Linked DNA regions of Homo sapiens: all the other regions are linked to region 3. Evidence: chromatin contacts called from ENCODE Hi-C data. All regions are on one chromosome and are shown on one strand. The core of a region is the stretch at or near the end of the contact, and the rest is flanking DNA. Distances in the headings are between cores, read along the strand shown.

Region 1 (4,129 bases), core at 1,442-3,941, 2.9 Mb before region 3:
TTCCTTTCTCTTTCTCTTTCTTTTGGGAAACCTACCTTTCCTCATTCTGAAATATCATTTTTCTGAGGGATCTCCTACTACTTCCCTGACTTTTCTTTTTTCAGTCTGTCTCTTCCTCACCCCTACTCTTTCTTTCTCCACTCTTTAGAGGATGGAGTTTTCCAGAATCCCATCCCTTCTTTCTTCTTACTGTTTATTTCATCTATATCCATGATTTCATCCACAGTATCCCAACATATCTGTATTTCTAGCTCTAAAAGAACCCTAAGTTGCAAATCTATATTACAAACTCCCTTCTTGTAATCTGCATAAGGATTTTTCTCAATTCAAAAATTTCAAAACTGGGCTTGTTATCTCTCACATCCTCCATCCCTAAATCAGCTCCTCCTCTATTATTTTCCAACTTGGTCATGGATACCACTATCCACCAGTCATCTAAGCCTGATGGTCCTGCCGATTTTAACTCCTAAACATCCCTTGAATTCTGTCTTTCTCTGTCCTATTTCCATCATCACTGCTAGAGTTGGATCCTTATCATTTCTTCCCAGTCAGTTGGGAGAAAGACTCCCAATCTTTCTCTTGCCTCCAGACTTGCAGCTCAAATCCACCCTACCCACTGCTCCTCTTGGGATCTTTCTGAAATGCAAATGTGAACATGTCACTCTTCTGTGGGAGATTCTTCACTGGTCTTCCTCATTGACACATGTTAAAGCTTAGGCTTCATAACTGGGTATATAAAGCTGCTATGACCTATCTAACTTATGCTTTTTACTTTGCCTGCCTACTTCACTTATTTATTGGAGAGCAATGAATCTTTTATTTATTATTATTATTATTGAGACGGAGTTTTGCTTTTGCTGCCCAGGCTGGAGTGCAATGGTGTGATCTCAGCTCACTGCAACCTCCGCCTCCTGGGTTCAAGCTATTCTCCTACCTCAGCCTCCCAAGTAGCTGGGATTACAGGCATGCGCCACCACGCCTGGCTAATTTTTTGTAGTTTTAGCATTTTAGTAGAGATGGGGTTTCTCCAGGTTGGTCAGACTGGTCTCAAACTCCCGACCTCAGGTGATCCGCCCACCTCGGCCTCCCAAAGTGCTGGGATTACAGGCATGAGCCACCGCGCCTGGCCATTTATTATTATTATTATTTTGAGACAGAGTCTTGCTCAGTCACCCAGGCTGGAGTGCAGTGGCACGTTCTCCGCTCACTGCAACCTCTGCCTCCTGGGTTCAAGTGATTCTCCTGCCTCAGCCTCCCGAGTAGCTGGGATTACAGGCATGTGCCACCACACCCAGATATTTTTTGTATTTTTAGTAGAGATGGGGTTTCACCATGTTGGCCAGGCTGGTCTTGAACTCCTGACCTCAGGTGAGCCACTCACCTGGGCCTCCCAAAGTGCTGGGATTACAGGCATGAGCCACTGAGCCCCGTCTGTTTTTAAATGTTTATTTCAATAGCTCTTGGGGTACAAGTGGTTTTTTGTTACATAGATGAATTATATAGTGGTGAATTCTGAGATTTTAGTGCACCCATCATCTGAGTAGTGTATATGGTACCTAGTGCATAGTTTTTTTTATCCCTAGGCTCTCTCCCATCCTCCCCTTTCTGAGTCTCCAAAGTCCATTATTTCACTGTGTATGCCTTTGCATACTCATAGCTTGGCTTTTGCTTATAAGTGAGAACATACAGTTTTTGGTTTTCCACGCCTGTATTACTTTGCGTAGAATAAGGACCTCCCACTCTTCCAAGTTGTTGCAAAAGACATTATTTCATTCTTTTTTTGTGACTGAGTAGCAGCCTATGGTGTATATATACCACATTTTCTTTATCCACTCATTAGTCAATGGGCACTTAGATTGGTTCCACATCTTTGCAATTGTGAATTGTGCTGCCATAAACATACGCGTGAAAGCCTACTTCACTTTAAGCTGTGAGGGCCACAGGCATGTCTGTCGTGTCTACCTTGGCGCTATTCTTGGTCCCAAGCCCACATCCTGACACCTAATAATTACTAACTTGCCGCACCACTGCTTCATCACTTATGTTTCTGTTTCGTAGACCCTTTTTGCCAGCCAATCTGAACTATTTGCAGTAACACAAGTGTGCCTTCCTCTCTAAATTCTAGACTAGTTACAATTTACCCATTTATTCACACATTCAGTCATTTTTCTTGGAATTACCACTATCTAACTCTGTGGCTGATACTAGGCAGGTTCTCTGAATGAATAAATGGAAACAAACTTAGAAGGGCAGCTCAAGAGGTAATACATACCCAAGGAATTGACCAATTTAAGGAACTGCATACAAGAACAGTTTTTCCCCAGGCACAAGTAAACAAGTGCAAGTATGAGGCAAACAGACTTCCTTCTCTTGCTCTGCCCGGTCTGGGAACCATATTTTAATTAATCAAGACTTTGTAGAATGAATCGGAACAAAACCAAAACAAAATAAAGGGCAAACAAACCAACTTCTGACAAAGACCTGACTGAAAAGGTAATCAACTCCCCTAAACCCCAAGTCTAAATGGCACACTTGCTGCAGCTCAGCCGACAGTCCCCCGGCTCCATGAAGCCCCGCCCCGGGGAAGGCGGGGCCTGCGGGAATTGGCGGGGATTTCCCGCGAGGCCACGCCCTCTCTGGGCCGGCCGTAGGCCCGCCTGCTGCCCCCGCCGTTTCCTAGGAGATGAAACACACAAGACGCCGGAGCTTCACAAGGGAGCGAACGAGGTAAGCAGCAGGCGCGGACAGGTAATCCCCAGCGGGCTGCAGGGCCACCACCCTCTGTCCGACCCAGCCGGAGCCCGACCTGCGAGGCTGGCCGGGCATGTCCCCTCGGCGCCCTGTGCTACCAGGGCCAATCTCCGCCCGGAGACCGGTCCCTGACGCCGGTAGGGGAAGGACTGGAGGGAGGAGGGTCCCCGGAGGGGCGGAGCGGGCGGGAGTGGTCAGCCCGAGGGAAGGCGGTCGGTGTCTCCCAGACCTCTTGACCACTTTCCCGCCTCCTGGACCGCGGGGGCCGGCCTGGCGTGGGAGGATGACGGCCGGGCGTCCCTTAGCCTGAGACCCCCGCCCCTAAACTCTCCTCCGGGATCTCCCACCTCTGCTCCCCTGCTGCTTGGGCTGGCGGTGGAAACTGTTTTTAGGACAGAGAGGCAGGATTGGGTCTCAGGGAGGCAGCGGAACTGAGTTCAGAACTGTTGCAAAATCTAAAAGGAGGGAGAAAAACAGGAATTAGGTCCGACTCCAGCCCTCGCTGGTGCATCCCAAAGGACGCTCAGGTGAAAGTGGAATTCCGCACACCCCCGTCCCCCCCAACGGCGCCGGACTCCCGGCGCCCGGGGACGCCCCCTCCTTCCACCACGCGGTCCCTGGAGCCTTTTAAGAGCCCTGGTTTGCAGAGTCGGATCAGAAAGTGTGTGACGAAAACTGTCCCTTTTCTGCAAGTAATCCGTTTTAATTTAGGGACAGGTCGAGAGTGCGGTGTCGAGAGCAATAAAACTGGTTTTTAGTGGTTAGTAATCTCAATCCTACAAGGAAAGAGCTGTATGCAAATGTGGTTAGATAATCGTTTAAAAGAAACAGACATTTGTTCTAATGATAACGGAATTCTCAAAGAGGGAAGCCAAAGTTATCTGACTTTATTTATTCAGAAACACAACCCATTAAGTGAAATAATGGTGAAAACAAAAGTGACTTTCCAGCTTTTCGATCGGGCCCCGCCTCCCCGGCCCTTCAATTCCCGAGGCTTGACCGGGAGGGAGAAAGTTCCCCCAACCGCGCCACCGCCTGCTTCCACTGCAGGCACCGGGCAGGACGTTTAATCTCTTCGTCGGGGTGGACTTTTTTTGTGTATAAGCTTTGAAATAATTTGTGAATATGAGCACAGAGAACTGTGCTTTTATATTTTAAGATACAGTCTTTGTTTTCCCATTGTAATAGCTCATTTAATTTCTGTAAAACTTCGACTTGGTTAGTTTGGGATCTTTTTTTCCTGCGTTGCTTTTTAAAGAGTTTGGTGACTTTTAAAACGTTAATTACTCTTTTGTTGTGTATTAGAAGCGTTAAGCCAGCCTCGGAGTGACATAATATGTTCTAGAAAGCCACGTTGAAGACATCCAAGCCTTATCTC
Region 2 (4,117 bases), core at 873-3,372, 2.6 Mb before region 3:
GGAAACTATAAGAGAAAGCTGGTCTTTTTTTTTTTTTTTTTCTTTTGAGACGGAGTTTCGCTCTTGTTGCCCCGTCTGCAGTGTAATGACGCCATCCCGGCTCACTGAAGCCTCTGCCTCCCGGGTTTAAGCAATTCTCCTGCCTCAGCCTCCCGAGCAGCTGGGGTTACAGGCATGTGCCACCACACCCGGCTAATTTTTGTATTTTCTTTTTAGTAGAGATGGGGTTTCACCATGCTGGTAGGCTGGTCTCGAACTCCTGATCTCAGGTGATCCGCCTGACTCGGCCTCCCAAAGTGCTGGGATTACAGTCATGAGCCACACCGCGCCTGGCTGAAAGCTGGTCTTTTCAAGCTCAGTCAAATAACTTTGAGGCAATGCAAGACTGAGCAAAGTTAAATAGCAGCTCAGTTACTAGGCGGAGTCGAGGCCTTAAAGGCACTTTCCGCCTGCGTTTGCACATGAAAAGATATCTGACAACTCCAGGCTTTCCAAGCCAGGGTCTCCGGGAGAAGCCAGAGCTGGAGAACCTCATTCGTTTTAAGTCTAATTTTACTGTTGCAGAAAGTTACCCTGGAGTTGAGGATTGAGTGTATTCTATAAATGGGATATTATGAGAAGCTAGAACAGCAGCCCAATCTCCGTGCCCGAGGCTTTGTTTGTTGTTTTCACCTTTCTGGATGGAGTTTTGCTCTTACCCTCCCGACCTCTATCGCTCAGAAAGTCCTTGATAGGATTTTGAAGTTACAGGAACCAAAAATTACTGCCATAGGTAGAATACTTCCACAAGGGAGACCTCAAGCTTCTGATCACTAAGAATAATTACATGAAAGAATATAGCCTCCCTTCTTCCGATAATTGCAATATGCTGTTCAATCAGAACAGAGTGCAAAGAAACAGATCCTTTACGCTGTAGGGTCCCCAGGGCCTGGGATTACAGTCTCCCTATTTCTTCTGGAAAACCACAGCCTACAGGTAACTACCCTCTATTTGGCCAATCTACTACCAGGTGCAGAAAGACTATTTACAAGTGACGACTCTCAAAGGCCTACATTTAAAAATAAGGAAAACAGAAAAGTAGCTTTGAGTTTGGCAAAACCTGAATTTACTTAGTAGACCTGTCTTTAATATCAGAAGATGGGTTTTCATAGAATGGCAATATGGATCTACTACTTTTCTACATGGCCCAGAGCTTCATTTTCAATTTTACCTATTATCAAATGAGGTTCATACCTCACAGGAATGTTCATACCTCACAGCAACTAATTAAATAAAATACATTTCAGGCTGTGGACGGTGGCTCACGCCTGTAATCCCAGCACTTCAGGAGGCTGAGGCAGGTGGATCACATGGAGTCAGGAGTTTGAGACCAGCCTGGCCAACATGATGAAACCCCATCTCTACTAAAGATACAAAAATTAGCCGGGCTTGGTTGTGCATGCCTGTAGTCCCAGCTACTCAGGAGGCTGAGGCAGGACCCAGGAGGTGGGGGTTGCAGTAAGCTGAGATCGCACCACCGTACTCTCGCCTGGGTGACAGAGTGAGACTATGTCTGGAAAAAAAAAAAAAAATTTAAATGCCAGACAGTACCAAGTACCTTATCAAATTCTGGAAACATTTTCCCTTGCCTGAAGGAACTGAGAAACATAAACCATTAAGTCTGAAGTGAACGTTGTTCTTTCCTACAAAGTTAAAAGTTGTAACTGAGATACAGAAGGATACTAATGATTTAGAGACAGATGGAAAACCCTCGTGCCCAGTAGGCCCATCATGTAATGAAACAACATACAAACATGCTATTCTTTGAAAAAAAAAAAACCTTTGAAAACAGAAATCTCATGACCAAATGACTCATTCAACATTTTTTGGTGTACTTACTTTATGCCCGGCACTGTGCTAGGTTCTGGAAATATAAAACATCCACGCAGCCCATTTGAGTACCAGCCTATTGGACCTTAAACTGCTGTCAGCGATTTAACAGAGGTAACACGAGAAGACCAGCTCCCCGCAGTTTCCTCCCTCCACCAGTTTCCCAGCACGCTGACCTCCACCTACCTCTCTCAGTTCCCAGGAGGGTAAGATTGCCCAGAGGCGTCCAGCAGTGAACACAGTAAGCCTGTTTAAGGTAAACGCAGTTTAACCCTAGCGTTTTAAGTGGAATAACAGAGGCTGGAATGTGAAAGTGGGAAGGTCTGTTTGCTTTCAGTCCCACCCCCAAGGCCTGCCCTAAGAGTCTGAGACAGGAGAACACACGTCTACAGAGAGCCTGCCTAGAGTCTGGATTTTTTAAGCTGCTGGATACCAGGTGCTACCTGACACCAGCTCATCCCCTGCCTCTAGAGTCCTGGAGGGCTTTGAGTTGATCACTTTCCACTCCAGGAATGTTATAAGAAACCGCTCAGAAAGGTAACTGCCCTGGGTGTAACTGGGTTTTTCATGAGGACACTCCAAGATAGACCTCAGGATAATTATTTGGGTGTTTTCCTAAGACTACCCTCCATTTTGCCCCCTTAGAGGCTGCTTTTTCAAGAGGGGAAGTTTTGGATTCCCTCACAGACCCCTCGTGTTTAAGGTTCCACTCTTATGTTTAGTTATTGGTAGGAAATCTTATAGTCTCTGCCCCAGGGTAACCTCTAACAGATTTAGATATGTGTTCTGCTCAAATGCTACCCACACTGGGGAAGGGGAATCCTAAGGTGGCAGCAGAATTTAGTAGAAAATGCCCTGGGCATTTTCAGAAGGCAAGTTCTCTCCTCTCTAATGCAAGCTGTATATCTTGAGCAAGTCACTTCCTCTCTCTGAACCTCTGGCTTTTCCTAGGCCAGGCAAACGGGCTCTTTACATACCCTTTCAGGAATGAACTGATTCCTGTCCCAGGAAACAAGCTAGTCATACCGTGCATTTAGCCATATCCCTCTCTTCTGCCAAACACTTTGCAGTCAGAAGCAGCTTATAAAATTCAGTGGGGATAAAGCAGGGTATGGTGGTGTGCACCTGCAGTTTCAGCTACTAGGGAGGCTGAGGCGGGAGGGTTGTTTGAGCCCAGGAATTCTGAGACCAGCCTGGGCAACATAGTGAGACATCAACTTAAAAAAAAAAAAAAAAAAAGAAAAAATCCAACTGAGTTAAAAAAAATTTTTTTCCAGTCATAAAGCCAGGATAAACTGAAGAAATAGCAAATCAACTTTTTTTTTTTTTTTTTTTTTTTGTGACAGAGCCTTGCTCTGTCACCCAGTGCAGTGTCACAATCTCAGCTCACTGCACCCTCTGCCTCCCAGGTTCAAGCAATTCTCCTGCCTCAGCCTCCTGAGTAGCTGGGACTACAGGCATCCACCACTATGCCCGGGTAATTTTTGTATTTTTAGTACAGAAAGGGTTTCACCATGTTGACCAGGATGATCTTGAACTCCTGGACTCAAGTGATCCACCCCTCTTGGCCTCCCAAAGTGCTAGGATTACAGGCGTGAGCCACCACACCCGGCCCAAATCAATGATTATTTTTCTTTTCTTTTTCGTTTTTTTTTTTTTTGAGACCGAGTTTTGCTCTTGTTGCCCAGGCTGGAGGGCAATGGCACGATCTTGGCTAACCGCAGTCTCTGCCTCCTGGGTTCAAGCAATTCTCCTGTCTCAGCCTCCGAGTAGCTGGGATTACAGGCATGCGCCACCATGCCCTGCTAATTTTTTGTATTTTTATTAAAGACGGGGTTTCTCCATGTTGGTCAGGATGGTCTCGAACTCCCGACCTCAGGTGATCCACCCACCTTGGCCTCCCAAAGTGCTGGGATTACAGGTGTGAGCCACTGCACCTGTCGTCTGTTTTCTTTTTCTTTTCTTTTTTTTTTGAGATGGAGCCTTGCTCTGTCACCCAGGCTGGAATGCAGTGGTGCAATCTCGGCTCACTGCTACCTCCGCCTCCTGGGTTGAAGCAATTCTGTCTCAGCCTCCCAAGTAGCTGGATTACAGACGCCTGCCACCACGCCCGACTAATCTTTTGTATTTTTAGTAGAGACGGGGTTTCTCCATGTTGGTCAGGCTGATCTCGAACTCCTGACCTCAAGTAATCTGCCCACCTTGGCCTCCTAAAGTGCTGGGATTACAGATGTGAGCCACCCCGCCT
Region 3 (4,285 bases), core at 145-2,644:
TATAATTATACATCTCGGGAAATTGAGAGCTGGAAACTTGGCAGGGGCTTCCACATTATGGAACAATTTCTATAGCTGCAATGAACTTAAAAAAAATACACTTAAACATTTATAAATGTATGCTTTGCCTGGAAGGAGTCTGGCAAAAACAACAAATAATCTTAAATGTATACATTTCATAAAAGTGCTAATGATTTTTCCCAACGCTTCCCATTCACCTTCACCCTACAGAGAGTTCTGACTTGGCTCATTTAATTTCTTCCCTTCCTCAGTCACTCAAAAGTGTTCTTCCATTTCTTGGTCACTTATTTGGACTTTTTTGATGTCCAGGCTGTAGGAAAAGCAGTTTATTTGAGAGGTAAAAGTGGCATTTGGGCTAGAGCTTGGTTAGAGCTAATTCTGAGAATGTTCTAGAAAGAGTTATCAGAGTAGTTGTTAAGTATGAAAAAAGCAGACAGCAGAAAATTATTGTGGCAGACTATATACATTACCTTCTCATCATAAAAACAAAGCACTCATTGTTTTTACTGAATTGCCTGGTGGTAGATGGGGTGTGTTCTTAACTAAGCACTGCCTTGACAAGACAGAGGGATGTGGTGCCATCATCTTTTCAATAGGAAATGTATATGTGCATATATTTGTGTATATGTATTTTTCCTATATTGATTGCTTATATACATATTCACATCCTTATACATATCTATGTTTTATAACTTGAACCTTGTTTTTTTAACTTTATTGAGGTATAATTTATAAAAAATTATATAATTCAAGTTGTACAACATGATTTTTGATACATGTATACATTGTGAAATGATTATCACAAGCTAATTAACATATTCATCACCTCAGATAGTTACCTTTTTGGGGGTGTGTGTGTGCGTGCGTGCTCGTGCAGTGAGAATACTTAAGACCTCCTCTCTTAGCAAATTACGGGCATATAATGCATTATTATTAACTACAGTTACTGTGCTGTACATTAGGTCTCTAGAACTTGCTTTGTTTTTTTGGGATAGAGTCACTGGAGTGCAGTGACGTGATCTTGTGATCTTGGCTCACTGCAACCTTCGCCTCCTGGGTTCAAGCGATTCTCTGCCTCAGCCTCCCACGTAGCTGGGATTACAGGCGTGCACCACTATACCCAGCTAATTTTTGTATTTTTAGTAGAGATGGGGTTTCACCATGTTGGTCAGGCTGATCTTGAACTCCTGGTTTCAGGTGATCTGCCTGCCTTGGCCTCCCAAAGTGCTGGGATTGCAGGTGTGAGCCACTGCACCTGGCCAACTTACTCATTTTGTAAGTGAAACTCTGTACCCTTTGACCAACATCTCCCCATTTCCCCACCCACAACTCCTGCCAACCACCATTCTCCTCTCTGTTTCTATGAGTTGGTTTTTGTTTTAGATTCTGTATATAAATGAGATTATTAGTAGTCTTTTTATTTTTAGCTGTTCTCGGTTCGGTATAATGGTATCTCTTTGTGGTTTTAAGTTGCATTTCTCTGATGACTAAAGATAGTGAGCATCTTTTCATGTTATTTTTGGTCATTTGTACATTTCGGGGGGTAGTGCCGATCTCTTTAGTTTATGGGCTGTGTGGTTGTGTGTTGTTTGTTCCATCGTTGAATAGTAAGAGTTATTTATATTTTCTAAATTTAAGTGCTTTGCCAGACTCATTAATTACAAATATTTTCTCCTGGTTGATGGCTTGCCTTTTAATTTTCTCAACAATTAGTTCATGTTTTAAAAAGTTGTACTGAGCAAAATTTAGCCAGGCATGGTGGCAAGTACCTGTAGTCCCAGCTATTGGGGAGTTTGAAGGGGAGGATCAATTGAGCCGGGAGGCAGAGGTTGCAGTGAGCCATGATGGCATCACTGCACTCCAGCCTGGGTGACCGCGCGAGACCCTGTCTCAAAAAAAAAAAAAAGTATTTAGTTGCCAATTCTTTATTTCCAATTCTTCATTGCAACTTTATTGACACATAGTTGACCACAATAAATTACATATGTTTAAGGTGTACAATTTGATGAGTTTTGACATGTATACACCATTGAAGCCATCATCACAATCAAGATAATGCACATTTCCTTCAGCTCCCCAAAAAACAGTTTATTTTGAAGAGCAAAAGTTTTTAATTTTGATGAAGTCCAATTTATCAAATTTTTCTTTTATGGTAAGTGATTTTTATGTTATTTTTGGGAAATCTGTGAAAATCTTTGCCTCAAGGAGCAAAATTTGTCTCCTATAATTTTACTTACATTTTCTCATATTTTTTCTAAATAATTGTAACTATAGTGTTAATTTTCTCCTTTAACCACTTATTGAGTTTTTAAACATTTTCTAAATAGCTTTTTAACCAAAAATTTTTAATTAGCTTTTAATTTTTTAAGTTATGATGAAATAATGTGTACTTTTAATTATATTTTTCATTTTTATATGTATTTCTTATATATTCAATCTGTATTTTTTGATGAATTGAGCCGTCAAGGCTAATACAGGGATGTTGAAGTGTCTCCCTTTCTCTCTTTATCCCGTTACCCTGTGTCGTGAGTTCCATCGCCGTGGTTCTTTCTAATTTGGTTTTGAGGTCTCCACTTTTGAGAGTGGCCAAAACCTGGCCGGGCGCGGTGGCTCACACCTGTAATTCCAGCACTTTGGGAGGCCGAGGTGGGCGGATCACGAGGTCAAGAGATCCAGACCATCCTGGCTAACACGGTGAAAACCCGTCTCTACCAAAAACACAAAAATTTAGCCGGGCGTGGTGGCGGGCGCCTGTAGTCCCAGCTACTCGGGAGGCTGAGGCAGGAGAATGGCGTGAACCCGGGAGGCGGAGGCTGCAGTGAGCCGAGATCGCGCCGCTGCACTCCAGCCTGGGTGACAGAGCGAGACTGCGGCACACACACACACACACACACACACACACACACACACGCCAAAAACCAAGAAGCCACTCTCTGGGAGAGCCCTAACAGCGTGGGGTGGGGGAGCTAGGTTCACCTGTGTCCATCAAGTGAGACAAAATGAGGGAATGAAACCAAAATGGCTGAAACAGAAGAACTGTATAACTTACAGATCCCGGAAAGGTCAGAGCTGCCAACAGGAGGCTAAGGAAAAGTCCAGGGGTGTCAGAGAGCTCAACCAGGGAGAGGGAGTGGGGAGTAAGGGAGAGAGGGGAGAGCGAGAGAGAGAGAGGACCTGTGGGATTATGCCTTTATTAAGATCCGTGGACCTTATCCCTTAGGGTTTCCCATGGGGGTTGTGGATTGGCTAATTTAAAAAAACGTGTGGTTGGGCACGGCGACTCATGCCTCTAATCCCAGCACTTTGTGAGACCGAGGCTGGTGGATCACTTGGGGTCAGGAGTTCGAGATCAGCCTGGCTAACAAAGTGAAACCCCGTCTCTACTAAAAATACCAAAAAAAAAAAAAAAAATAGTAGCGCGTGGTGGTGCACGCCTGTAATCCCAGCTACTTGGGAGGCTGAGGCAGATGAATTGCTTGAACCTGGGAGGCGGAAGTTGCAGTGAGCCGAGATTGCAGCACTGCATTCCAGCCTGGGTGACAGAGCCAGACTCCATCTCAAAAAACAAACAAACAAATTAATTAATTAGTTAAATTTAAAAATGTGCAAAAGGGGGAACTTACATCACTCTGGTGTTGATCATTAGGTTTTACTGTGGTCAGCAGCTGTGGGGTGAAGAGCAAGCAGGCTGTTTCACAAACAACCACACAGGGAGGGAACATTTTAACTAGACCAAAGGTGATAGGGTACGACTGGGTTTCAATAACTTACCGCAGGCCCAAAATGGATGCCAAAGCAGCAACTATACTAGATAAATGTATGCTGCCCTGTTTTATTTTGCTTTTAACATTCGGCACTGCCTAATCTTATAATCTTGTATAAAGATCTTGTACTTATTTCTTTATTGTACATTAACTGTCTCACTCACTAGGTTGTAAACCCCATGGGAACAAGGGCATTCTCTGGAACATTCCCACTGCTGGCAACATTTTTTGGCACATAGTAGGTACTCACTGTTGAATGAATTGAAAGCTTAATTCGCAGCCTGTGAGCAATGAAGAGACACATCCTAGTTCTTAAGGAGGATTAGAACTTTGTGGTTTTTCTCCCATAAAATGTCTCAAATCTGTATTGTGAATATTAAAATGAAGTTAATAAACTTTCTCTTCAAAGACAATTTTTACAATTGTTTTATGAACCTAGTTATAGTCTACATTAACTATACACAGTGTACATTCTTAATCCCTTTCATTCCTGGACTTGT

What was found. A loop is a pair of places that touch in the nucleus more often than their neighbours do. Pooled maps may share reads with other maps.
Region 1: a loop to region 3 is called in a pooled map, with 21 times the contacts of the local background. The contact joins the promoter of MAK here to the enhancer-like site in region 3. A Hi-C loop is called at or near these places in 2 of 37 single-sample maps with no recorded cell type and 3 of 50 pooled maps.
Region 2: a pooled map shows a loop between it and region 3 (4-fold over the local background). The contact joins the promoter of GCNT2 here to the enhancer-like site in region 3. A Hi-C loop is called at or near these places in 8 of 37 single-sample maps with no recorded cell type and 5 of 50 pooled maps.

What each region holds. Positions count from the first base shown.
Region 1 is chr6:10,837,101-10,841,229 of GRCh38, reverse strand. It overlaps MAK (male germ cell associated kinase), which reads left to right and starts at 2,691. Exons shown (of 15, transcript NM_001242957.3): 1 at 2,691-2,727. RefSeq lists enhancers at 2,009-2,168, 2,219-2,278 and a silencer at 2,499-2,628.
Region 2 is chr6:10,519,356-10,523,472 of GRCh38, reverse strand. GCNT2 (glucosaminyl (N-acetyl) transferase 2 (I blood group)) reads right to left here and starts at 2,122. Exons shown (of 5, transcript NM_145649.5): 1 at 2,056-2,122. LOC101928146 (a long non-coding RNA gene) reads left to right here and starts at 2,067. Exons shown (of 3, transcript XR_001743961.2): 1 at 2,067-2,125. RefSeq lists enhancers at 1,776-1,835, 3,556-4,117.
Region 3 is chr6:7,960,465-7,964,749 of GRCh38, reverse strand. All of the region lies in intron 4 of BLOC1S5-TXNDC5 (BLOC1S5-TXNDC5 readthrough (NMD candidate)), which reads left to right. Among named protein-coding and RNA genes, the nearest start is that of TXNDC5, 52 kb to the right of the region's middle. RefSeq lists an enhancer at 1,019-1,068. Within about 2 kb of position 1,394, at least 3 of the 41 ENCODE cell types and tissues checked have a DNase peak (open chromatin) inside an H3K27ac peak, as active enhancers do.